2 separate regions of the Homo sapiens genome follow, and region 2 is linked to region 1. A link is an interaction called in ENCODE POLR2A ChIA-PET data of the cell type or tissue named here. Cell type or tissue: OCI-LY7. All regions are shown on one strand. Each heading gives the region's core, and the rest is flanking DNA. Links, peaks and the distances in the headings are about the cores only.

Region 1 (13,056 bases), core at 3,038-11,037:
TATAAAAAGGGAGCTTACCATCATTAGTCACCAGGAAAACATAAAAATTAAAACCATGGTAATATACTATTATCCTCCCAGAATGGCTGAATTAAAAAATACTGAGAATACCAAGTTTTGATAAGGATGTGAACTCTCCAATATCCACAGTATAAAATGATAAAACCATCTCATAAAACTGTTTGGCAGTTTCTAATAAAGTTAGATACACACTTATTTATGACCTGGAAATTCTACTCCTAGGTATATATCTAGAAGAAAATGAATGCATATGTCTACAAAAAGGCCTATAGAAAAATGTTCATAGTAGCTTATTTACAAATGCTAAAGACGGAAAACAGCCCACATATTCATTATCGATAAACAGATACACATACTAAGGTGGATTCATACAATGGGATATTACCAAACAATACAAAAGAATAAACTACTGATACATTTAACAACATAGATGACTTTCATAAGAATCATTATGAGCAAAAGAAGTCAGACGTAAAATAGCACATACTGTATAATTCCATTTACATGACCACTGATCAGGTCAAAGTAAGGTTGTAAGGTTCTTATACTATACATGAATTGATGTAGGATTAATTAAAGATAGAATGTGGTAAATTAAAAAGGTATGCTATAATTTCTAAAGCAACCACTGAAATGAAAAAAAACAAAGAGCCAGTAAATGAGCAATAAATTATAAAAATATTCAATAATCCAAAATAAGGCAAAAAGAGGTAAAAAAGAACAAATGAGACAAACAAAAACCAAATTTTAAGATCATAGATTTAAACCTAACCATACAGATAATCAACATAAAGTATAAGTAGTCAAAGTAAAAGAGGTTTACCTCAAGTAAAAGAGGTTTTCAAATTGGATTAAAGATAAGCCCAACTATACTTATCCTACAAGAAATGCATTTTAAATATAAACACATAAGTCAGTTAAAATAAAACAATATACTATGGTAATATTAATCAAAAGAAAGCTAGAGTGAGCCTTATTAATATCAAAAAAGTTGATTTCGAAGCAAAGAATATTATCACAGATAAAGAAGGTAATTTCATAATTATAAAGTTGTTAATTAATCAAAAGAATGTAACAATCCTAAACACGCTCCTAATGACAGTTTAAAAATACATGACGTAAAAAATAACAGACCTACAAATAAAAATAGACCAATACACAATTATAGTCAGAGATTTCAATACTACTCCATCAATAATTTAGAATAGAAAATCAACAAGGATATAGAAAATTTGGCAACACTATCAGCCAACTTGAATTGCTTGATATTTATAGAACACTTGACCCAACAACAGAAGAATAAACATTGCTTTTGAGTATACATTAAACATTTACCAGACCATATTCTGAGCTATAAAACAGAATGTAAGCATTCTACAATTGAATTTAATTAGAAATCAATAACATAATGATCTCTGGAAAATCCGCAAATATTTGGAACCTAAACAACACACTTTCAAGCAACCCATAAATCAAAGAAGAAATCAAAACAGAAATTAAAAAGCATTTTAACTGAATGAAAATAAAATACAGTATATCAAAATTTGAGAAATACAACCGAAACGTTACTTAGAAAATGTTGGCACTAAAGTACTAGATTAGAAAAAGAAGATAGATCATTGACCACAGCCTCAATTTTTTAAAAACTGGGAAACAAAAAATTAAACCCAAAGTAAGCAGAATAGGGAAATAATAAAGATCAAAGTGGAAATAAATAAAATAGAAAATCAGCTAAACCAAAAACTGGTCAGTGAGCAGGTCAATAAAATTGATAAACCTCTAGCCAGACTAACAAAAAAAAAGAGAGAAATTACAAGTTGCCAATATCAGAAATGAGAGATGTGATATCACTATAGATTCCACAGATATTAAAATGGTGATAAGGGAGTATTATGAACAAATTTATGTCAATAAATTTGACAAGTTAGATGAAATAGACAAATTCCTTGAAAGACACAAACTGCAAAGCTCACCTAGGAGGGAATACATAACCTGAATAGCACTATATCTATTAAAGAAATTAAATTTGTAATTAAAAGATTTCCCACAAAGAAAATTTCAGATTCAGAAGGCTTCACTGATAAATTCTACCAAATATTTAAGAAAGAAATAATACCAACTATACATAAACTGTTTCAGAAAACTGAAAAGGTGGAATAATTCTCAATTCATAAAGAGTCCAGCATTATCCTGATACCACACTAGGCAAAGATATCGCAAGAAAAGAAACTACGAAACAATGTATCTCATGAAAGTGAATGCAAACATACTAAATAATTGTTTAGCAAACTGAATTCAAGAATATCATCTAAAATGGATAATATACCCTGACCAAATGGGGTTTATCTCAGGAATGCAAGGCTGGTGTAACATTTAAAAATCAACCAGGCCAGGCGCGGTGGCTCACTCCTGTGATCCCAGCACTTTGGGAGGCCAAGGTGGGCAGATCACTTGAGGTCAAGAGTTCGAGACCAGCCTAGCCAACATAGTCAAAGACTGTCCCTACCAAAAATTAGCTAGGCAGGGTGGCACACACCTGTAGTCCCAGCTATTCGGGAGGCTGATGCAGGAGAATCACTTGAACCCAGAAGGCAGAGGTTGCAGTGAGCCAAGGTCGCACCACTGCACTTTAGCCTGAGTGACAGAGCAAGACTCTGTCTCAAAAAATAAAAAATAATAAAATAAATCAATGTAACTCACTATATTACCAAACTAAAAAGAAAACCATATGATCAATAGACACACACACAAAATCTTTTGACAAAAGCCCATATCCATGTATGAAATCTCTCAGAAAAGTAGGAATAAAAGGATCAACCTAATAAATGGCATCTACAAAAAGCCTATAATTAATATTACTTAATGGTGAAAGATTGAATGCTTTCCACCAACAATCAGAAACAAGAAAAGGATGACACTCAACACTCCTGTTAGACATTGTACTAGAGGTTTTAGCTGTTGCAATAAGCTAGGAAAAAGAAATAAAAAGTATCCACATTGAAAGGAAAAAGTAAACCTGTCTATATTCTCGGATAACATGATCATCACTGTAGAAAATATGACAGAATCAATGAGAAATGGCAGGTCTGAGATATGCTCTTACCTTTTTCCAAGTAATCCTCCTTGAACTTTTTGCTAACCTCCTAGCCACCCAAAATAAAGGCTACATTTTCCACTCTCCTTGCAGCAAGTTGTGGCTTTGTGACTACTTGTTGAAATGTGAGTAAAAGTACTTTGTGGCAACTTGTAGAGACTTTCTTAAAAAGATAACTGGTATACACCATGAGGTAAACTTGGGGATAAAAGGAGCCTGACTGAATCCCTTCATGGAGTAGAGTTGGCATAGCAACAATGGACAACCTACCTCTGAACTTTTACATAAGGGAGAGATACAAACTTCTATCTTGCTTAACGCATGACGTTCAGTCTTTGTTACTTGCAGCTGAAGAAATTTTAAAAATTTGTTTAAATCTCCTTGAAGACAAAATTAGAAGAGATGGAATACAAGAAAAAAATAGTGGATCAATCCAATAAATCCAACATCCTACTAATAGTTCAAGAAATACAGAACAGAGAAAAGAGAGAGGAAGAAATTTCTCAGAACCAAATGACATGAGACTCTAGATTAAAAATACTCACCAATACTCACACTAGCTAAAGATATGGAAGAGACTCATATTAGGGGATGTCACTGTGAAGTTTCAGAATACCAAAGAAGATCCTGAAAACTTCCAGAAAGATAAGTAGAGAATACTTACAAATTATTAGTCAGAATGGCTTCATATTTCTCAATAGCAGCATCAGAAGCCAGAGGACAAATAATCAAATGCCTTCAAAATTCTGGGGGAAAATTATTTTCAGCTTAGAATTCTAGAGCCAGCTAAACTCTCAATCAAGCACAAGGACAGGATAAAGATGTTTTCAGATATTCAAGGGCTCAAATACCCGCTATGTACCCTTCCAAAAGAAGACTGGAAAATATGTTCTACCAAAACAATGAATTAAAACAAGAAAGAAGATGACATGGGATCCAGGAAAGAGGATATCTGACACAAAGGGAAGTCTCCCAATGAAATTTTTACAAAGAGCAAGCATTACATACTGAAGCAGAAGGAAGAAGTTTCCAGGAAATAAAGACATACAATTGATATTTGACTGAATAGAAACATATTGTTAATATACACATGGGAGAAACAGTGAAATAATTGAAAAGCATTAACAATAGGTAGATAAAAATTCAGGCCCTCAAAAAGGCTAGTATCAATCACAGGAAAAAGGAAGGAGAAAAAAGAAAGAAAACATACAAGTAGTACATTACATGGCTCGGCAGTGCACTGCATTGGTATAACCATAATAATGTAAAGAATAACAATTAATTTAACCAAAAATCATACCAAAATTAAATTAGAGGAATGTAGGAAATGTAGTTAGGAAGAGAATGTAAACCGGAATGGAGGGCAGGTGCACAGAAAAATGGCTTAAAATTTGGACTTCCTAGCCAAATTGCCTTTTTTCACATCCCAGGACACCTACTAGCTGTATGATCTTAGGTAAGTTACTCAACTTCTTTGTACTTCAGTTTCTGCATCTGGAAAATGAAGATGATACTACTTACTTCAAAGAGTTATCATAAAGATAAAATGAGTTTATATCTATATATAATGTACTGATAAAAATACTTGGTATAAAGTAAATAATAAATGTGTATTTATCATATCATTAACATGGTAGGAAGTCAATATATGTTCTCTAAACTTGAAAAGTTAAGAAATATTCTATATAGAAATGTGGAGGTAAGGAAAATGGAAGAGTTGAAAATTGGGTGAAATAGGGGATAGACTATTGGCTTTCATAAAATCCTCGTAGACCTCTTCGATTTAAAATAAACTTTGTGGCCAGGCGTGGTGGCTCATGCCTGTAATCCCGACATTAGGGAGGCTGAGGCAGGCAGATCACTTGAGTCCAGGAGTTCGAGACCAGCCTGGCCAACATGGCAAAACCCCATCTCTATTAAAAATACAAACATTAGCTAGGCGTGGTGGTGCATGCCCATAGTCCCAGCTACTCAGGAGGCTGAGGCATGAGAATTGCTTGAACCCCAGATATGGAGGTTGCAGTGAGCCAAAATTGCACCACTGCACTCTAGCATGGGAGACAGAGCGAGACTCTGTCTCAAAAAATAAATAAAAATAAAATAATAAAGAAATAAAAAATGAAATAAACTTTATACATAGACTACTATGATAAAAATAAAACTTAATTCCAAACAAGGTGGCCTTCTTTCCAAAAGCCCTCTGCCTATTGAAAGATAGCTGAGTGAGACTTAATGAGCTCTTCCTTCATATAATGACATTTGCTATATTTGGCCAACTTTCTGCTCCACCATTAAGCCCGATTATCTTTGCTGACACTTAGAGCACATTTACTTTAGATAGGAAATCGAAGGCCAAACAGAAGAGACAAAGTCCCTACCAAGTAAACATGGCCTCTCCCCAGAGTACCACACAAGATAATATATCACATTTTCTATAATAGACCTTAGGGGTTCAAATCCTGGATCTGCCATTTAGTAGCAATGTAATTTTTGACAAGTAATTCACCTCTCTATGTTTATTTCCTGTGAATTGTACCAAGTCTGCGAGGAAATCTATAGGTCATGCCCTACCTTCTTAAGAATCAGCTCTTAAGGAACAGTCATTAGTGTAATGTTAGGCAACAATTTTAGTGAACAGAAATCCCCAGAGCAACCAGAGAAAGCAGAGCACACTCTGTTCTGAGAACTCTTCAGTAAAATAGAAAGCATGTCCTGAACCAGACCCCAGGCCCTTCATTACACTACCCATCTCTGGTACTTGGAAGATCATGAGATAATAGCCTAGGGGCTATAATAGCCCCTAGCCAGAGGCCCATTTACTAACCCCACTGGTATAAATGGAAAAAGTTTTATAATTTAACTCATTAAACTTAATGCAAAAGTATAACATAATTAGGAAACACACCTTTGATTTCTCTAAAGATGAAAATACATCTGGGGATTGAAAATCTATGAGGTGTGAAGGAAAGGAGACAGAATATTAGCTACCACACTTATTTGCATATCTTTTTTTTTTTTTTTTTGGAACCATGTGCGCCTTTATTAGCTGAGCCACTACTTGAGAGGGATGAAGCAGAAGGAGTGGGTGGCGCCGATGCCGGACCGGCATTGCTTTACGGGCTTGTAGGTGATGGAGAACTCGCCCAGGTAGTGGCCAATCATCTCGGGCTTGACCTCCACCTGGTTGAAGGTCTTGCCGTTGTGGACGCCCACCATGCTGCCCACCACCTCGGGCAGGATGATCACGTCCCTCAGGTGCGTCTTCACCACTTCCGGCTTCTCCATGGGCGGCGCCTCCTTCTTGGCCTTGCGCAGGCGCTTCAGCAGGTAGTGCCGCTTCCGCCGCAGGCCCCGGTTCAGCCGCCGCCGCTGGCGCGCACTGTACAGCTGCATCAGCTGTTCGTAGGACATGTCCAGCAGCTGGTCCAGGTCCACGCCGCGGTAGGTGAACTTGCGGAAGGTCCGCTTCTTCTTCTGCTCTACTTCTGCCATCTTGCCGGATCCTCAGAAAGAGCTATTTGCATATCTAAAGGTTGTTTTCCTGATGAAAGCAATCACCATTGTTAACAGATGTGAGCGTAAATGGCTAACCATCATGATCAAGAAAGTTTCAGCTGATAATAAGCTTCAGTATTACTTAGATAATGCTCTTTTATACTATTAATATTCAAGGTATTTATTTAAAACAGACCAATGGATTTCCATGAAAACCTTCTCTATTGCCTAAGTGACTAAGGTTCATGCTGGCACTACTAGATTATTTTAAAATTTTCAGGAAATTCAGGCCTACTTCGATTTTTAAAATCATGCATCCTGGTTAAGTTAAAACTCTATTTCACTCTTCTCCCAGGTCACATTTAAAACGTTTCATATAACCTCAAAAAACACAAGCAAAAAATGAAGTCTCTAATTGAGCTTGTGAATTCTACAACTCTTCCTACTAACCAAGTGGATATTAAAGGGGGTACAAATACCTGAAGGTTTTATGAAGGATTTATTTGATAAAATTCATAATGTATTTAGTTTTCAATCAAGCTTCAAAACATAGAATGATGATTCAAATGTCTGGGACAGGAAAGTCACTGCAATTTCAAGGAACTCACAGTAAGTGTCAAGAGCCTCATCCCTGAGGCTTGGTGAAAGGTTTAAATAAGATAATGAATGTAAATCATGTGTACTGACTACATAGTAAGTAATCAATAATATCTGCTACTATCATTGAAAACTATGGACTGGATGCCATTATACATGGGAGTTCTGTGGTTAGATAAGCATAGCCCAAAGATTCTTAATAATCACCAACCTGGAGGGAAGTCACTGTTAGGGATATGATGAGGGCTATGAATTTTGTATGCTTTGATAGTCTAGTTAGAAAAGCATAATTGAAGATGTCTATCAAACCTGCAGGGGGTGGCAGTGCTAGAAGAGATAATTCCATAGTTTGAATGACAGACTCAAGATCAAAAGGAGCTCAGACTGAGATGATGGGCTATAATAAACAAGATATTTAAGCATGTTATTCTCCTGCTTAATTACTTTCAGTGGCTTTCTGTTGCTGACCACTGAATGCCCTCATGTCTCAGCATGGCATTGAGTACCCTCTACATTAGAACCTTGTCTGGATTTTTTTGGTATCTCCCACCACTACCCTACAGATGCCCATCTCTTTATCTGAGCTTCTTCTTGTTCCCAGATCTTGCCCCTACCGTACTACCTGTTTCTTCTTGCTATAGACTGAATGTTTGTGTTCCCCAACCCCAAATTCATATGCCCAATGTAATCCCCAATGTGAGGGCATTTGGATTGGAGGTAAAGCCTTTGGGAGATAATTAGTTCATGAGGGTGGAGTCCTCATGTATGGAATTCGTGCCCTTATACAGGAGACCCCAGAGAGCTCCCTTGCCTCTTCCACCTTCTGAGGACACAGGAACCAGGAAGCAGGCTCTCAACAGACACCAAATCTGCCAGCTCCTTGACCTTGGACTTACCAGCCTCCAGAACTCTGAGAAATAATTTTTGATTTTTTATAAGCCACCCAGTTTGTATTAGTCTTTCCTACACTGCTATTAAGAACTACCTAAGACTGGGTAATTTATAAAGAAAGAAAGGTTTAATTGACTCACAGTTCCACAGGCTGTACAGGAGGCATGACTAGGGAGGCCTCAGGAAACTTACAGTCGTGGCAGAAGGCAAAAGGGAAGCAAGCGTGTTTTCAGGTGGTGGCAGGAGAGAGAGAAAGAGTAAAGGGGGAAGTGCTGCACACTTTTAAATAACCAGATCTTGTGAGAACTCTGCCACAAGATAGCACTAGGGAGATGGTGCTAAATCATAAGAAACCATCGATCCAATCATCTCCCACCAGGCCCCACCTCCAACGTTCAGATCACAATTCAACAGGAGATTTGGGTGGAGACACAGAGCCAAATCATATCACAGTTTATGGTATTGTTACTGCAGCCTGAACAGGCTAAGATGGTGCCGGCCTGTCTCCCACCTGTTTCTGAACATCCTATTCATCCTGTTTGGCTCAACTCAAAAGTTACTTCCTTCATGAAGAAGTTCCCAGTCCCCCAAAATCAAATAAGCACCAAGTCTGCCCTCGAGTGCCACCTATCTCACACCACTGCCTCATATTGGATGTCTTGGTGACCTTGGTCAGTCCTCTTATTAACTTCCAAGTCTCTTAAAGGCAGGAACTGTTTCCATTATGCAGACTGCATTCTTAAAAGTATTCATGAAACAAATAAATAAATGATATATGTGAAGTCCTCTGTTCGTGGCCAAACCAAAATCATTTCAGGGGAACAGGATGAATGAAAAATCACATCTTAGGGTTGTAGCTGCTGTAAGTAGAATAAGTGCAAATATCGTGGGCACTAAAAGCTAATAAAAACATAGGGTACACTATCCAGAGGACAGAATAACTCTCTGGTTACCAGATGTGAGGCAATTAACATTCTATGTGGGTTCTGATTATTGAATGCTTAAAGAATTGCTCTAGTGTGGGCTAATGGTGGGAAGGGGCTTCACCTGTAGTGTGTTGAAGTCTCATTTACTATGCCAATAACAGCACATTCCTCACCCTGGAACCTGAGTAATCTCTATACATCCTCAGGCCTAAAGAGACAAAAAAGCTCAAATCTTAGGTCTCTCATGGCTGGAAAGGGGACAAACTGGTCGAAAGTATGGCTTCATCTTATGTTATGGTGGGAAATAATAGAATATTGGCTGCTATGAGGGATAGGCTGGGAGTCAGGTGGGAGGTGAACATTAAGAAGGAGAGGGACTGACCTGAAGCCTACGGAGTGTTGCTATCACTCATCACAGGGTTAATTTTGAGAGGCATCTATGTTTGTGCAGTTGCGTTTTCTGTAAACATTATTGTTTTGCTCCACTATGGTATTTCTTAAAGTGTTTTGGAAAAGTAAGGAAAGAGGCCGGGCACAATGGCTCACGCCTATAATCCCAGCACTTTGGGAGGCTGAGGCAGGTGGATCACTTGAGGTCAGGAGTTCGAGACCACCTGGCCAACATAGTAAAACCTCATCTCTACTAAACATACTAAAATTAGCCAGGTGTGGTGGCACACGCCTGTAGTCCCAGCTACTCAGGAGGCTGAGGCAGGAGAATCCTTTGAACCCGGTGGGTGGAGGTTGCAGTGAGCCGAGATAGCACCATTGCACTCCAGCATGGGTGACAGAGTGAGACTCTATCTCAAAAAAAAAGAAAAGAAAAGGAAAGAGATTAGATTAAGATTAAGTACCTACTTCCTCTCCCACTTCAAGTCCTGGAAATAGAGGATCAGAAATGTTGAGGAATTCTTTAGGATAGAAAGGAGATGGGATTTTACTTATGGGAAGACAGCAAATAAAGACTGCAACTTAACACATACACAGGTGAAAGTGTTAGCAAGAGTAGGAACCATTTGCTCTACATAACTCCAGAAAAAACTCATACTAAAATGAAAACATAAAGCAGGCAGTTCTGAGCAATTCCCATCCTTTCTCTACAAAAAGAGAGACGGTACTAAATAAAACATAATTTAGCAATCACAAGCATGAACAGATAGACCACAAAATTTACCGAGCATTTAAGCAAGATCAACACTATGAATGAAGACATTAAACCAAAAAGTCAGAGGCACTACCATCTAAGGAAAAGGAATAAATTATAAATTAAAAGAACATAAGAGAACTAAAATAAGGTGTAATTAATGTTTTCAAAAGATAGCATAAAACAAGAGCAAGAACAAATTGCTTTATCATATGGGATCTAGCCTTCAGCTCTGAATGGGAGATCCTATTACTGACAAAGTCTGTCTTTCCAAAATGGGGTCTTTCTCTGTTCAGTTCAGAAGCCAATACACAAAAACAAAAGTGAGCATCAAGCAGTTCAGGTTTCGTTCGATGGCCATAGAATTGAGAAGTGGGAGCTTGGCTCACAAATCAATTTCATAGCTCTTGCAAGTGAGTATATCACAAATATAGGGCATCTTTAATGAAGGGGTTAAGCATTAAGAGCAAGAGGAGGAATATTCATGTCTTTTCTGGGAATGGGCAGAGAACCGCTCAAAACCAGAGTGCGCTTTCCTTTTTGTCCTTTCATGGTTTCCTCTGGCTGTTGTCAGGGTGATTGTCAACTGTCATGGCACTGGTGGGAGAGTCGTTTAGCATGGACATTAGACTATAATGAAGTTAGAGGTTCTTCAGAGGTCAAGTGAGCTGCCATCTTGGATCCAGTCTTAGTAAGTTAGATCACAAGGGGGAAATTCAGACCTCAGGCATCCTGTTTCCTAAAGATAAGCAGGGTTAAGACAGGATAGAAATTCACCTAGGTCATGTAGGCATTACAATGTGTAACAATCCTAAATATCAACTCTCATGACTGGCCTAGGACCTTGAAACAACAGGAACTATGTCCAAATACCATGAAACTTTCATGTAGTATCAGTGTTAATGTCAGTATGTAGATTCTTTGGCTTGCAGGGAGGACTTGCGTGGCAGAAGTGCTTTGGTAACAGAAAAGAAAATTTAACTTGTGAGCTCTTTCTTCTCAGGTAGCACGAATGTAACAGACTCCTGTATGACAAAATATATTTTCCCAGGAATGGCAAGCACCCATTTTTGTCCAATTCATGGTTCTGGAGGTACTTACAAATTAGTGTGATGTTCATAATAGTTGCTCTCAGAAATTGCAGAACAGTTTGCAATTTTTTTTTTTTAAAAGGGGTCTCGCTCTCTTGCCCAGGGTGGAGTGCAGTGGCGTGATCTCGGCTCACTGCAACCTCCGCCTCCCAGGTTCAAGAGATTCTCCCACTTCAGCCTCCTGATTTGCTGGGACAACAGACATGCACGACCATGCCCAGCTAATTTTTGTATTCTTTTGGTAGAGACAGGGCTTCACCATGTTGGTCAGGCTGGTCTCGAACTCCTGACCTCAAGTGACCTGCCCGCCTTGACCTCCCAAAGCACTGGGATTAGAGGCATGAGCCACAGTGCCCAACCACATTTTTATTATTAAACAATTCATAATACTCTTAAAGATGTATGCTTAAAGGTCTAGAGTGAGACATGATACCAATTTGTTATACTGACAGCCAAACTTTGTACACTAAACTTGTAAATATTTTTTACAAACACATTTAGTAAGTATGTAATTAAATGTTTAGAAAATTAAATAAAAACTCAACTCATTATAATAATAATGATTTATTGTTTCATAGACCTTGATTATCACTGGTTTTGCCTTATAGATTTTAATAGATAAGTTTGAATACTTGAGCATAACCACATCATGAAAATATGTAAAAATAACTTTTTAAAAATTCTTTACATTTACTTTAATTTACATTTTTTATAAATATATATTTGGTGTAATTTGAACACAATTATATTTACTTCTTAATTCTTTTAGATCTGTATACAAATTATGTGAAACTCCTTCTGTTTTTTATATTTTATTTTTTGCCTAAGTTCTACCTCAGGATCTAGAAACTCTTTCTTTTAACAACGTAGTTAACAATTTTGCTGAAACAAAGGCAAGAAAGATACATTTTACAGAATACATACTTTTGAATAGATTATTTTGTTGCTGAATCAAATATTGCTGATTCATCAACAGGACTGTAATAATAATTAAATTCAGCCATCTTTGACATTTTGGCAACTTTATAAAAACCATACCTTTATACATCTTTTTAAATGTTGCTGTTATGAAGGTACACTTGTCAAGGTACAGGAAAAATCATTTTATTTTCAGCTTGATTCATAACTTTTAAGTACCAAGCATACGAGGCATGGGTTCTCATTTATACTCTTTTCCCACCTACCAGAAACAGGCCTGGTCAGACTGGAATAATTTCGGATGCAACTGTAATCCTTGTAAATGAAAATAGGTTACAATCATCCATTAAGAACAGAGATTCTCAGCTGGGCGAGGTGGCTCACGCCTGTAATCTCAGCACTTTGGGAGGCCAAGGTGGGCGGATCACGAGGTCAGGAGATCGAGACCATTTTGGCCAACATGTTGAAACTCCGTGTCTACTAAAATACAAAATAAAAATTAGCCGGGCATGGTGGCGTGTGCCTGTAGGCCTAGCTACTTGGGAGACTGAGGCTGGGGAATCACCTGAACTCCGGAGGTGGAGGTTGCAGTGAGCCAAGATTGTGCCACTGCACTCCAGCCCGGCAAGAGAGTAAGACTCTGTCTCAAAAAAAAAAACAGAGATTCTCACCGAAGAATTTTCAGTGTCACCGTATGCTCTGTACAAGAGGTGAAACTAAAACTAAAACAAAATGACCCAAAAAAGGATGCAAATACATGATTTTTAAAAGATACGCTAAGGAAATGCTACAAAAATGAAAGGAAATGAGGTAATATTAATATCAGTTAATAAAATTCAAGGCCAGAAATGTTAAATGAGTAAATAAGAAATGTATGTT
Region 2 (13,056 bases), core at 2,372-10,371, 970 kb before region 1:
GCCAGCCCTCATGCCAAGACTTGACACTGATTGTAGTGTATCAAGAAACTTGCCGTCTTCCTTCCTACAGCAGACATGTGGGAATGTACCTTACTGTGCTTCTTCAAAACATAGACCGTCACATCACAGACGGACCATGTCTGATGGAAATCCGACCCCAAGTAGGTTGCATTAATTAGGTAAAAGCATAAAACACTGCTGTAGAGATTAGTATGTGAAACAGTATGGATTTATGATTTTATCTTTTCCTGGTGATGACATTTAATAATTTGTTTTTACTGTTCATGTAGATCTTTGAACCTTACCCTTCTCTTATTTGATTTTAACTATGATTTGGATTCTGGGAAAAGTGTAATTGAATTTCAGTAACTGAAACCTATAATAGCATATCAAAGCAGAAAGAACACATGGAGAATAACCACCCAGCCCCCTCACGTTACGGGAAAGACAAGCCAGCTGCCCCAGTTAGAACCACGGATGAGTGGGAGGGCTGGAACTGAAACTGGCCTCTCGCCTCCCTGCGGGCCTTGTCTCCTCCACTGCTGTACATGTCATTGTTCTGTTTCTGTTGGGACTGTGTGTAGCAGGTGATCAGCCTGCTAGGGCTGCCATAACAGAGTGCCACAGCATGGAGAGATGTTCAGCACAAACTCATTGTCCAGCAGTTCCAGAGGCTGGAAGTCAGATCAAGGTGTCTGAAGGGTTGGTTCCTTCTGAGCTCAGCCTGGCTCCTTGACTTCTAGACGGCCGTTTTCTCCCTGTGTTCTCACACAGTCTTCACTCTGAGTGCATCTGTGTCCTAATCATCTGTGTCCTAATCTCTTTTTAGGACATCAGTCACATTGGATTAGGGCCCACCCTAATGACCTCATTTTACCTTAATCACCTCTGTACAGACCCTATTCCACATACAGTGACATCTGAGGGACAGAGGGTTAGGGCTTCTGCTTAGGAATTTTGTGGGGACACAGTTCACCCCATGACAGCAAGTATTACCCTGTTGATGTATGTTATACCAGACAGTTCCATGAGGTTTATGTCCAGATGTGGAATCTCTGAAAGAAAAGAAAATCAAATTTTTAAATAGTTTTTTAGTCTATTCAACAAGAGGGGCTTGGGCAGAAGGCAACCAGTGGTATTTCCACAGCACTTTATAGATGTTAAAGCACTTGGACATAAATTGTCTCTTAGTTTTTATGGCAACTCTATTATATGCAAGAGAATTCAAACTTACGGAAAATTAATGTTATTCAAGGTCACACAATTAGGAAGTAGTGGTGTCAGAATTTAAACCCGGGATCCTTCTGCTGTATCACAGTGTCTCACTCCTCCTCACTGCGGTATTTTTTCCATTCCTAAAATTCAGTGAGTATTGATGTGACTGGATCATGCTATCATGTGCTAGAATGTACTCAGCTTTGAGATTTCTGGGGTTAAGTGGCACTGAAATACTGACATTTGAGGAGATAATATGGGTACTTTGGAAGAATGGGGGATTTTGAGTCATAGAACAAAGGTTCAAGTTCTAGTTGTACTATTTGGTAAGTTTGTGATGCTGGGGAAATTACGTAGACTGCTTTCTTGTTTGAATGTCTTAAAAAGCATTGTAGTGTCATGGTTAATAGTATGGAAGCTAGCTGGGCTCATATCTCTGCTTATATGCTGAGTGAATTTGGGCGAATCACTTAAACATTTTGTGCCTCAGTTTCTTCATCTATAAAATGGGGACAGTAACAATATACATACCTAATACTATACTTACCTAATCTGTACAATTGAGATCGTGGTAAAAGTCAGATGGCACACTAAGTGCTCTGTAGAGCTTGAGTATTATTTATTTTGTATGTGAACATAATTGCAATAACCTTATATACCTGTCATGAATATTAAGTGAGGTAATATATACAAAAAATGCTTTCTAAATTGTAAAATGCTATGCTAGCATTGGTTATAAAGCTATATTAAGACAAACTGCTTTCATCCTTTTTATCTTTTCCTTTACTTCTTTTTAAATATTATATCTGGATATGATATTTTCTATATTATTGTTCATTGCCTTTAGATAAATTGGTTTATTATCTTTCTGTAGGTCAATAAGTATTGGTAATTTATAATTGCACAAGGAGAAATTCTAGCACAGTAATCCCATATGAAAGCATATTTTTCTCTAACTTATAAGCCAATAATTATTTGCTAAAGTGGTAATAACATTATTCAGTTCTTCAGTACAAACAAGAAAAGAGGTGACGTGTAAAAGTCTAACTGCTTTTCCATTTTCATCAGTTTTGTCAAATCATAATCTACAGTGAAGTTTAATCATGTTGACCATCATTTTTAAACCTCTTAAATTTATTCCAGTCTAGTCCATTTTGAAAGCTACCGTTATAATATCATTATAATGACTCATAATTTTTATTGGCCTAAGCACTGTGAGGATTATTTAGCTCTGTTTACAAATATAATTTCCATAGGTTGAAGTACTCTTTGCAAACTTGCAGGACTTCAGCCAGGTGTGGTGGCACATGCCTGTGGTCCCAGCTACTCTAGAGGCTAAGGCAGAGTTCCTTGGTCCTTAAGGCCAAGAGTTCGAGGCTGCAGTGTGCTATGATCATGCCTGTGAATGCATGTTTTTTGTTGAAGCTCATTTTAAAGCTATCACTTTGTTGAATTGCCATCATAATTATTTTTCTTGATATTCATTGTTTTAGAACTCATTTTCTTTCTAACTGCATACTGTTTTGGCTTTCTCAACCAGCTGGTGCAACTATTATCTCAGCCACTGGAGCCTCTGCACTGCCACTCTGCCCCTCACCTGCTCCTCACAGTCATCTGCCAAGGGAGGTCTCACCCAAGAAGCACAGCACTGTCCACATCGTGCCTCAGCGTCGCCCTGCCTCCCTGAGAAGCCGCTCAGATCTGCCTCAGGCTTACCCACAGACAGCAGTGTCTCAGCTGGCACAGACTGCCTGTGTAGTGGGTCGCCCAGGACCACATCCCACCCAATTCCTCGCTGCCAAGGAGAGAACTAAATCCCATGTGCCTTCATTACTGGATGCTGACGTGGAAGGTCAGAGCAGGGACTACACTGTGCCACTGTGCAGAATGAGGAGCAAAACCAGCCGGCCATCTATATATGAACTGGAGAAAGAATTCCTGTCTTAAACTAAGTGCCTTACTGTTGTTTAAGCATTTTTTTAAGGTGAACAAATGAACACAATGTATCTACCTTTGAACTGTTTCATGCTGCTGTGTTTTCAAAAGCTGTGGCCATGTTCCTAAATTAGTAAGATATATCCAGCTTCTCAAAAAATGTATATGATTGCTGTTAGCCATGTCTATTGTTTTTCCTCTGGATTCTTTTCTTATAACTTGGAATACACAAAAGTGTAAAACAAGAGATGTGCACCAATGAAAACTATGCTGGGTCGAATTACCTTCAGCACAATGTTAATGTTTTTGTTCTCATTTATGCCTTTGTCCATTTGCACACAACAGAAATTGTAATGAGCTTCACTATTTTTGTTTCTTTCCTTCCTTTTTTTTCTTTTTTCCTTTCTTTCCTTTTTCTTGTCTTGTTTCTTGTTTTTTTTTCTTGTAGTTTCTTTTCTTAATTGTCATTTTTGCAACAAAAAGCCAAGAAAGAGCTTTAGTTTCTTGGCAAGAATAATGTGATATTAGTAAGTAAAGGTCTTAAAAGTCTGACGACTGGAATAGATATAAAGTCCTGTTTAAACTACCTAACCTTGGCTGTGGGCCGATAATGCATATGTCCAGTTCTCACTTAAATTATGCAATGATATTTCTCTCTGAGGAAATTATACGGAATGTAACTTATAAAAGCTTTACTGAATATAAGTTATAAGCATTTTATTCATTAGAACTCCAAAATAGATGTTCAAAGTTCAGTCCTTGCCATTTGACTGAGACCACATGGTGTGCCCCTTGAGTGAGGCTAATCTTTAGGTTTTTCCTATAGAAAACATTCTTCCTCCATCAGTAGCCCTTTATTTGATATTCAGAAGTGGAAAGCTTTTTCATTCTCCAGTAGAACTTTTAAAAATTGTTACAGATACCTAGCTCTTCACAGATATCATGTACTGTAAACAGTCATGTGTCTTAATTTTATTTTCTCTATTTGAGTGCATAATTATCCTAATAATCCCAAAGACACTGACAACTCAAGGAACAGCAGTACAGTACTATTAGAAGTTAAGTATGTTGTTGTTATTTCACATTTCATTTAATTGTGGATAAATGTTAGACATCTGTTGAAATAAGCTCATATGGTGGAAACGACAACTATATTATGAATTATTTTCAGAAATGGATCTTTGAATAGCAGATCAGGATTTAAATAATAAAATTATCTATGAATCACTTTTATGGTCATACATATATGATACAAATCCAGAGTTATTGGTGCAGAAATGGCTACCCGAGAGCTTGGTAAATTTGCCTTGGTTTCTTATGTTAAATGTATTGTGCTTCCCTTCTGTCTCTAGAATGTGGCTCTTCAGAAGACAGACAATCGACATTTAAATTTTTCCAAACAATGAAAAACTAAATTAAAAACATTGCTTGATATTTCATTTAAAATTGCACCTTGCTTAAGGTTTACTGAATAACTGAAATGTCAGCAATTTAAAATAAATTCAATTGTGTGATAAAATATCTCACCTATAATAGAAGAAAAGGAAAATCATATTATTTGGCAATTTTGCAGCATTGTGGTTGCCTAACAGGTATATCCAGCAGATGAGAAACAGTATGAAAGGATTGTATTAACATGGTAAGTTTTGCCCTAAGGAAAACGATCTTGCATTCTGGATTCTTGCAGCAAAGTCTCAGATACTTAATACGTTTTCTTGTTTTATCATCTGTTCTATGATTCGGCTTCACTTTGTGTGGTTATTGAATTATGTAACAGAGATTTGGTTTTCCCAAAATGTTATCACATTTGAAACTATGATTGCTTTGTGTTCAGTCCTTTTGGAACACGTAGCTTCCAGCTTAAGGGTAGAGAAATATATACCTAAAATCATCAATACATGAAAGAAAAAGGATGGAAACTATGTCCTCAGTTTTACTTCTACCAAAACATCCCTGTATGTGTGTGCATGTATGTTGGCGTGTGTGTGTGTGCATGCATATTAGTAAATGTGTGTTTGCATGTGTGTGTTGGGGAGTGTATGTGATCTGGGTGTTTGTTTATCTCTGTTATTATTCCCCTTTAGCTTTATTTTAGTCAACTCTACATTATGATGAATTTCAAAATGAAGCTGTATTAAAATAATTGTAATATAACAATTCAATCTCACATGTTACTGCAGATAGTTAACTTTTGCTGCAATCTATTGTACATTTGCAATTTTCTGTGTTAGTAAACTTAGCAGAATCTGGTTATTTATTTTTGTGTAGGCTTAATGTTCACTGAAAGATAAGTCAATTACTGTTAGTAAAAAATTAAGGTACTCTCACTGCAGAGATTTAAGGCCTGGGCCTAATGTGCTGTATTATGAAGCCTTGTGACTGAAAAATATGTTTACATATGTTGTCTATTTTTTTAATAAACTTTTATAGCTGGTCTATTTGCTCAGTAGCTTTGATCCTCTCTTGATTATTGTGACTATAGTTTGCAATGGTTTATTTTGTATTCAATAAGAAAAATTGTGTTAATAAAGATTATTGTTTAATAAGCCAGGTATTAACCTGCTAAATATATTAAACTGAAAATCACTAAATGAGTCATTCAATTAAATACATCAAAAAAGGTAGAATGAAATGTTTTATTTCAAATTTTTTTGGTTTACATATGCATTGAAAAGTTATATTTCATGGTGAGCGTTTTGCAAGTCCAGCTTTTCAGAAGACACACTTTTGCAGAGTGAAATGAGTATGAGAAAAAAATCTCAGTGATTAAGGAGACATGTTGATTTTATTGTTTAATTTTATGTTTAAATCAGAGGAATTTCAAACACCACTTAACATGTAGAAATTCTTACTAAGTGATAAAAGCTTGAGTGAATGAGGAAAGCAGATCGCAGGACTTCATGGAGATCATAGCATTACCCCACCACATGGGAGGGAGCAAAACGTAATGTGCATTGAATATCTGTTAAGTATGGGGAACCCTCCTAGGTGCCTATAGAAGACAACTCCTGTAATTCTCTTTAATAAAAATTGTGAGAGAAAGCCAGGCATGGTGGCTCACGCCTGTAATCCCAGCACTTTGGGAACCTGAGGTGGGCGGATCAAGAGGTCAAGAGATCGAGACCATCCTGGCCAACATGGTGAAACCCCTTCTTTACTAAAAATACAAAAAATTAGTCTGGCATGATGGTGCCCGCCTGTAATCCAAGTTACTCAGGAGGCTGAGGCAGAAGAATTGCTTGAATCTGGGAGGCAGAGGTTGCAGTCAGCCGGGATCGCACCATTGCACTCCAGCCTGGTGACAGAGTGAGACTTAATCTCAAAAAAAAAAAAAAAAAAAAACAAACTGTGAGATAAGTAATACTACTCCTATCGCATTAGATATGAAACAGACACAGAAAGGTTTGGTAAATTTCCAAAGACCCAGTCTGAGTCAAGTGATCACCATCTACCTGTTCACACCTGTGGTTAATAGTTGTAAGCATGGTGTAGAAGATGAGGACATCTTGCAAATGAGCTTTGTAAATGTTATCTAAAGCTAAGGTAGTTTCTCTCTCATCAAAAAGTCAAAAGTCTAAAAATGTATGAGTACCATTGAAGTTAAATAAGATATAGAGATAAATATTGAAATTTGAAACATTTTATTTAGGAAGCAAGAATTGCAATTCAGGACATACACAGAGACCAGGTGATCTTCAGTATGTCCAAAGAACAAAGAGACAGGAGTTTTATTAAAGAATTGTTACATATTGTTTTGAAAGAAAGCTCATTGGCACTAGAGAAGCTTTTGGACTCTGGCAAGCTCTGGTTGGTGAGTCATGGCAGGAATTAAAACAAGTCTTAGAGTCACAAATTGTTGCTTCAGCAGCTACCAGGTAAAACTGGCCCTGGGGTGACAGCAGGCCATTTCAGCAGCTGGGCTTGGAGAAAATACATTCGTGGAGTAGGTGCTATGTCCCCCACGTATGTTTTCCTCTCTGGCCCCTCAGTTCTGATTTAACTGAGTATGTATGACAAGAATTGCCCAATTTGTATTATTAACTTTCACAGTACTTATTTAAAAATAAAACACTATTAGCTAATAACACTTAATACAATGGAAAATGCAATAGAAAGGAGTAAAATATGCATATCTGATAGATCAACTCAGAGAAATGAGGTATTCTGTTCAATAGGTTCATAAATGCCATGGTCTGAATATGTCCCTCAAAATTCCTATGTTGAAATCGTAACCATCAAAGTTTTGGAATTAAGAGGTGGGAGGTAATTAGATCATGAATTCTCATGAATGGGGTTAATGCTGTTTTAAAAGAGGCCTGAAGGAAGCTGTTATCCCTTTACACCATGTGAGGACACAGTGAGAAACTGCTATATATACACTAGGAAACAGGCCCACAGCAGACACAGAGTCTGCCAGCACCATCATCTTGGACTTCCCAGCCTCCAGAACTGTGAGCAACAAATGTGTGTTGTTTAGAAGCCACCTACTTTATGTTATTTTGTTATAACAGCCCAGATGGACTAAGACAATAAATATGGTGAAATTATGTAAGAACTGCAATATACACATAAAATAATTTAATTGGGCTTAAGCTGTCTCTATTCTTTACTTCTGCAAAGATCAACATGCTGAAACATAGTGAAAGATGAAGTATTTGTGAATGAAACAATGTAATCGGTACCAGAGAGTGGAACAAAAACTAGCTATTGTTTGTGGTGGCAGGCGCCTGTAGTCCCAGCTACTCGGGAGGCTGAGGCAGGAGAATGGCATGAACCCAGGAGGTGGAGCTCGCAGTGAGCCGAGATTGTGCCACTGCACTCCAGCCTGGGCAACAGAGCAAGACTCCATCTCAAAAACAAACAACAAACAAACAACAACAACAACAAAACTAGCTATTGTTTTTACAACCAAGCAAAATATAGCAGGTCCACACATAACATTTTTTCATTCAATGTCATTCTGTTATAATATTAACGAGGAAAAAAATTTGATTCCCAGCCAGGGCTGCTGTCTGTGGGGTGTGCACTTTCTCCCCATGTCTGCGTGGGTTTTCTCCAGGGACTCTGGTTTCCTCCCACATCCCAAAGACATGCATGCCAGGTTAACTGGTGTGTCTCAATTGTCTGAGTGTGAGAGTGTGGGTGTGTGAGTGTGCCCTGCCATAGAATGGGGTTGATTCCCACCTTGTGCCTTGAGCTGCTGGGATGGGCTCTGGCCACCTGCGACCCTGAACCAGAATCACTGGGTATATAATTACCTTAAATTGTTTTCATTAATCTTAGATGTATGTATAGATAACATTTATTTCAATGTTTAGTGTTAGAAGTGTTTGGGGTCTTTATTTAGCGATTTAGTGGTGTTTTCGTGACCAGAAATATGCCCTAGGAACTTAACTGCTGTTTTTATTAATTCACCTGTAGTGAAATTGGTTTTGTGTTACCTTGTTTTGCTTAAAGTCACAGTTTCCAAATACCTATAGACAATGTTAAGTGAGGACTTCCTGTAAGTAGTTTAGATTGAGGAGCTTCCACACACTGACAAACTCGTTTAGTGGCTACTGTGTTAGGCACCACGAAAGAGACACCAGATGTAGCGGAGAGCAAGGAAGATGAGGCTTGTCCCCTGCCTGGATGGTTTTAATGAGAAACTGTGCTCAGGGCAACTGCATGGACATCATGTGACTTGTGCAGTCACACAGAGCCTCACACTCAGATGGTCCCTGAGCCTGACTTTCATGCTCTGTGAACATCATCTTGAAATTCTTAATAATTTTTAAAGAGGGAGCCCTCATTTTTATCTTTCACAGGGCCTCACAAGCTATGCGGCCAATTCTGACAACAAGCGAAGGGAGTGTTAAAAAAAGGTGAAGTCACTGGGGCTTTGATAGCATTAAAGGAGTTCATCTAATCTTGGGTGGGTGGGAGGTGTCAGGGAAGTGTCTGAGGAAGCCAGGATGTCCACTGGATGAGGAATGCTCCATGCAGAGTTGCTAGCTTGTGAAAAGTCCTAAGTCATTTTTCTTGTGCTGCATTCCATATTTTCTCTTTGTTTTTGGCTCTTAGCATTTTTGCCATGACACATCTAGTTATGGATCTCTTTGCATATATACTTCTTGGAGTTTGTTGAATTTCTTGAATGTGTAGATCCATGTTTTCAGCACATTTGAGAAGTTTTCAGCCATTATATCTTCAAATATTTTTTTCTTCTTCTTTTCCTCTCTTCTTCTGCTACTCCCATTACACATGCTGGTGTACCTAGTGAATCCAGCATTTGTCTGTGGCTCTGCTTATTTTCATTCATTCTTTTTTTTCCAGATTATATGATCTGTATTGATCTGTCTTCAAACTCTGATTCTTGAGTTCAAATTTAGTGTCAAAACATTAGTAAATTTTTCATTTGGGCTATTACATTTTCACCTCCATGATTTCCATATGGTTCTTTTTTTATCTCTGTGTTGGTATTTCTCTATTTGATGAGACATTGTCACCAGACCTTCCTGTACTTCTTTAAACATGTTTTCCTCTAGTAAATTGAACAATTGATAATGGCTGCTTGGAAGTCTTTGCTATTAAATCTGAAATCTGGGCCCTCTCACAAGCTATTTGTTTGCTTTTTCTCCTGGTGTATGGGTTATGCTTTCCTGTTTCTTTGTATGACTCACATTTTTTTGCTGAAAACTGAACAGTTTAGGTAATTGTGATATTGTGAAATATATATTTGTTCCTCATCCCTGTCTCCCTGCATACAACTTTTAAAATCCTTGCAGTCTCCAAAATGTTAACTGCCTTTTTGTATGCTAATGAGTTGACTAGCGGCTGTCAGCCCCTAGATGGCTTCAAGATGGGGCTGGTCACTGGAAAGACCAAGGCATGATTAGAGGGTTGAGGCTTTCAGCCTCAACTAGTGCTGAAGGTTAAGTTGGTTGCCAGTGGTCAATGATTTAATCAATTATGCCTATGTAATGAAGCCTCCTTATAATCCCAAAAGGACAGAGTTTGGGAGCTTCCAGAAAGCTGAACTTGTGGAGGTTTCTGGAGGGTGACAAACCCAGGGAGAGCATGGAAGCTCCACAAGCCTCCCCCCTGACCTCCCCTTAAACATGTCTTCATCTCTCTCTTTTGTAATATCCTTTACAGTAAACAAAAAGTGTTTTTCTAAGCTCTGTGAGCAGCTCTAGCAAATTAATTGAACCCAAGGAGGAGGTCCTGGGAACCCTGATTTATAGCTCCTAGGTCAGAAGCACAGGTGAAAAAAACCCTGGGGCTTGCTATTGGCACCAAAATTAGAGAGCAATGTTGTGAGACTGAGCCCTCAACCTATGGGATCTGATGATAGGTATGATAGACTGAGCCCTCAACCTATGGGATCTGATCTCCAAGTAGATAGTGGCAGAATTGGGTTGAATTAGAGGACACACATCTGGTGTCTGCTGCAGAAATGATTACTTGCTTGATGTGTCAGAAAATCCCCCCAAGCTCCATCTGGTGTCAGAAGCATGTTGTGAGTGCACAGTAGGAAAAATTGAATTTCTTTCTTCAATTCAGTAATACAGTTGACCCTTGAACAACAGAAGTTTGAACTGCGTGGGTCCATTTTAGCTCAGATAGTTTTCAGTAAAGGTTATACCTAGTGCACCTGCCTCTCCGTCCTCCCCTTCCACCTCCTCCACCTCTTCCGCCTCTGCCACCTCTGACACAGCAAGACCAACTGCTCCTCTTGCTCCTCCTTTCCAGCCTATTCAACATGAAGACTATAAGGATGAAGACCTTTATGATGATCTACTGCCACTTAATGAATAGTAAAGACATTTTCTCTGCCTTATGATTTTCTTAATAACATTTTCCTCTAGCTTACTTTATTGTAAGAATATAGTATAAGATACATATAACATACACAATATGTGTTAATTGACTTTTTACACTATCAATAAGGCTTCCAGTCAACAGTAGGCTATTAGTAGTTAAGTTTTTGAGAAGCCAAAAGTCTTGTGTGGATTTTCAAGAGTGTTGGGTATTGCTGCTCCTAACCTTCATGTTATTCAAGGGTCAACTGTATAATGTAGCAGCTGTGGATACTAATTCCCTTCACCCTCTCTCCAGGTCTTGTTTTTGTTGCTGTTTGCTCATTTGTATGGTGATTTGTTAGACTATTTTAGAGAAATCTATTTCCTTCACCAAGTGAAGCCTTTGAAGCCTTTGGTGTCACACCTTAGAAGGTTCAGGCTTGGCCTTGCACACAACCCCCTGGGATGACATGGTTTTAGCACAGCTCTCTTTAACTGTCTCTTTCCGTGATCTCTCTGATAAGCTGTCTGCTTCATTTGACATCACACCAAGTAATTGCTGGCTGATTGCTCTATTATTTTTGCTTATGCCCTGGGGCATATCTTGCTCCACAGTCTACTCCAATTAATTTCAGGCAGGGGTAGTTTTGGGACTATCTTTAAGGCTTGTTCTGACCCAGGAGGGGTCCTGTTAACTTTCTTTTTTCACAATTCTCTCTGATAAACTCCATGGCCTATGGTTTAGCTTGTTGCTCTTAATGAACAGCATGGTTTTTGAGACTGTTCTGAGGCTTGCACGTCACCACACTTTCACATAAAATCAGTTCCTTTGGTGACATCTTTGGAACTCTCTGTTCCTGTGAAATATCTTTCCCTCTGGCCAAAATATTTGAGCCATATGTTGAGTGTTGGGTGGGATGGCAACTTCTAATCTTCTTGGCTTGCCTCTCCCAGAGTGGAATCTCTGCTCTCCAAGTGAGCTCATGTGAGGACAGTTGGGAAACCAGGATTCTTCCTGGGATAGAGCCTCCACCCTGTGAGTAGAGCCTGGATGGAGGAAAGGAGACTTTGACCTCTTGGTCACACTCACCAGAAATTTAGCCTCTTAAATGTGGAGTTGGAAGAGATAAGAAATGCTAGTGTCCTGTGTCACCCAGTGAAATACCATATCCCATGGTTGCGAGCTGAGGGAACAGCTTTGTCTTTTTGTCCAAATCTGTCTGGAGTGGAGTTTCTGCCAAGCTGAGTTGGGATTGGGGGTGGGGATGTAGTGAGGAAGATTGCAAGGATTTCAGGAGTTGTATGCAGGGAGACAGGGAGTAGAACATAGCTCAAATGTCATGGACTCTTGCTGTTTTTACCAAGATTTAGTAGGTTTAAAAAATAAATAAATAAAGATGGCTTCTTTTGCTATATGTGCTTAAGACAATTTCCAGACGCTTTAAATGTGTTTGTTTTCCAAATAGTTTTTTTTCTTCTTAACGAGTTATGCTTGTTTCCCAGGAGACTGGGTTCAGAGCTCCTCACACTGCCATCTTGTAAGTTGGTAATATTTCACAAAGCTGATCACAAATCCTTTTTGAAGTTTTTCTTTCTGATTGGCCCATGTTAACATCACACATCTAAATTCACATTTTTTATCCCATAGGCTTTAAATACATTTTTTCCCCCAAATTTCTGTCTCTCGACCCATCCTATTCTTAGAACTCCACTTGTATATATCCTGCTGCTTAGCCGTTGCCTCTTCTTGGATGTCTAAAAGACATCTCAACTGGACACAGCCCAGATGAAGTTCTGGATTCACTCCCACCAGTGAATTTTCTCTTCCTTCAGTCTTTTTAGTAAAGAGCAACAGCATCTGGAAATTACAGGTCTCCCTTTACCAAGTCACTCTGAAGTTGCAATATCATGAATGTATTGGTATCATTAAGAGTTATTCAGTAAGTTTTTGAAGAATGAATGAATGAATTATTCCCATTTTATAGATGATGAAATGGAAGCTTAGAGAGATCAAATAAATTGCTGGATTTGAATCCAGCCTGAGAAGCAATTATTATTATTATTTTCTTCCTCTTATCCTTCTTCTTCTTCTTCTTCTCCTCCTCCTCCTCCTCCTCCTCCT

What was found. ChIA-PET counts read pairs that join two places held together with the same protein. Peaks named below come from ENCODE experiments on the same cell type or tissue, not always from the same donor. Only the 100,000 strongest peaks of a DNase experiment are listed, where the experiment ranks them.
Region 2: POLR2A ChIA-PET joins it to region 1 with 16 read pairs; 3 of 35 experiments call an interaction of 5 or more read pairs at or near these places.

The regions. Positions count from the first base shown.
Region 1 is chr1:234,350,535-234,363,590 of GRCh38, forward strand. It overlaps the pseudogene RPS15P2. Among named protein-coding and RNA genes, the nearest start is that of COA6, 16 kb to the right of the region's middle. RefSeq lists enhancers at 6,163-6,282, 6,323-6,422, 6,473-6,582, 6,603-6,652. In OCI-LY7, for the core only: a CTCF peak has its summit at 7,455; a DNase peak (open chromatin) is centred at 6,417; H3K4me3 peaks cover 2,263 bases; H3K27ac peaks cover 565 bases.
Region 2 is chr1:233,379,550-233,392,605 of GRCh38, forward strand. It overlaps MAP3K21 (mitogen-activated protein kinase kinase kinase 21), which reads left to right. Exons shown (of 10, transcript NM_032435.3): 9 at 1-161; 10 at 2,756-5,599. The coding sequence ends at 3,162. Among named protein-coding and RNA genes, the nearest start is that of MAP3K21, 58 kb to the left of the region's middle. In OCI-LY7, for the core only: no CTCF peak of the experiment used is centred there; no DNase peak of the experiment used is centred there.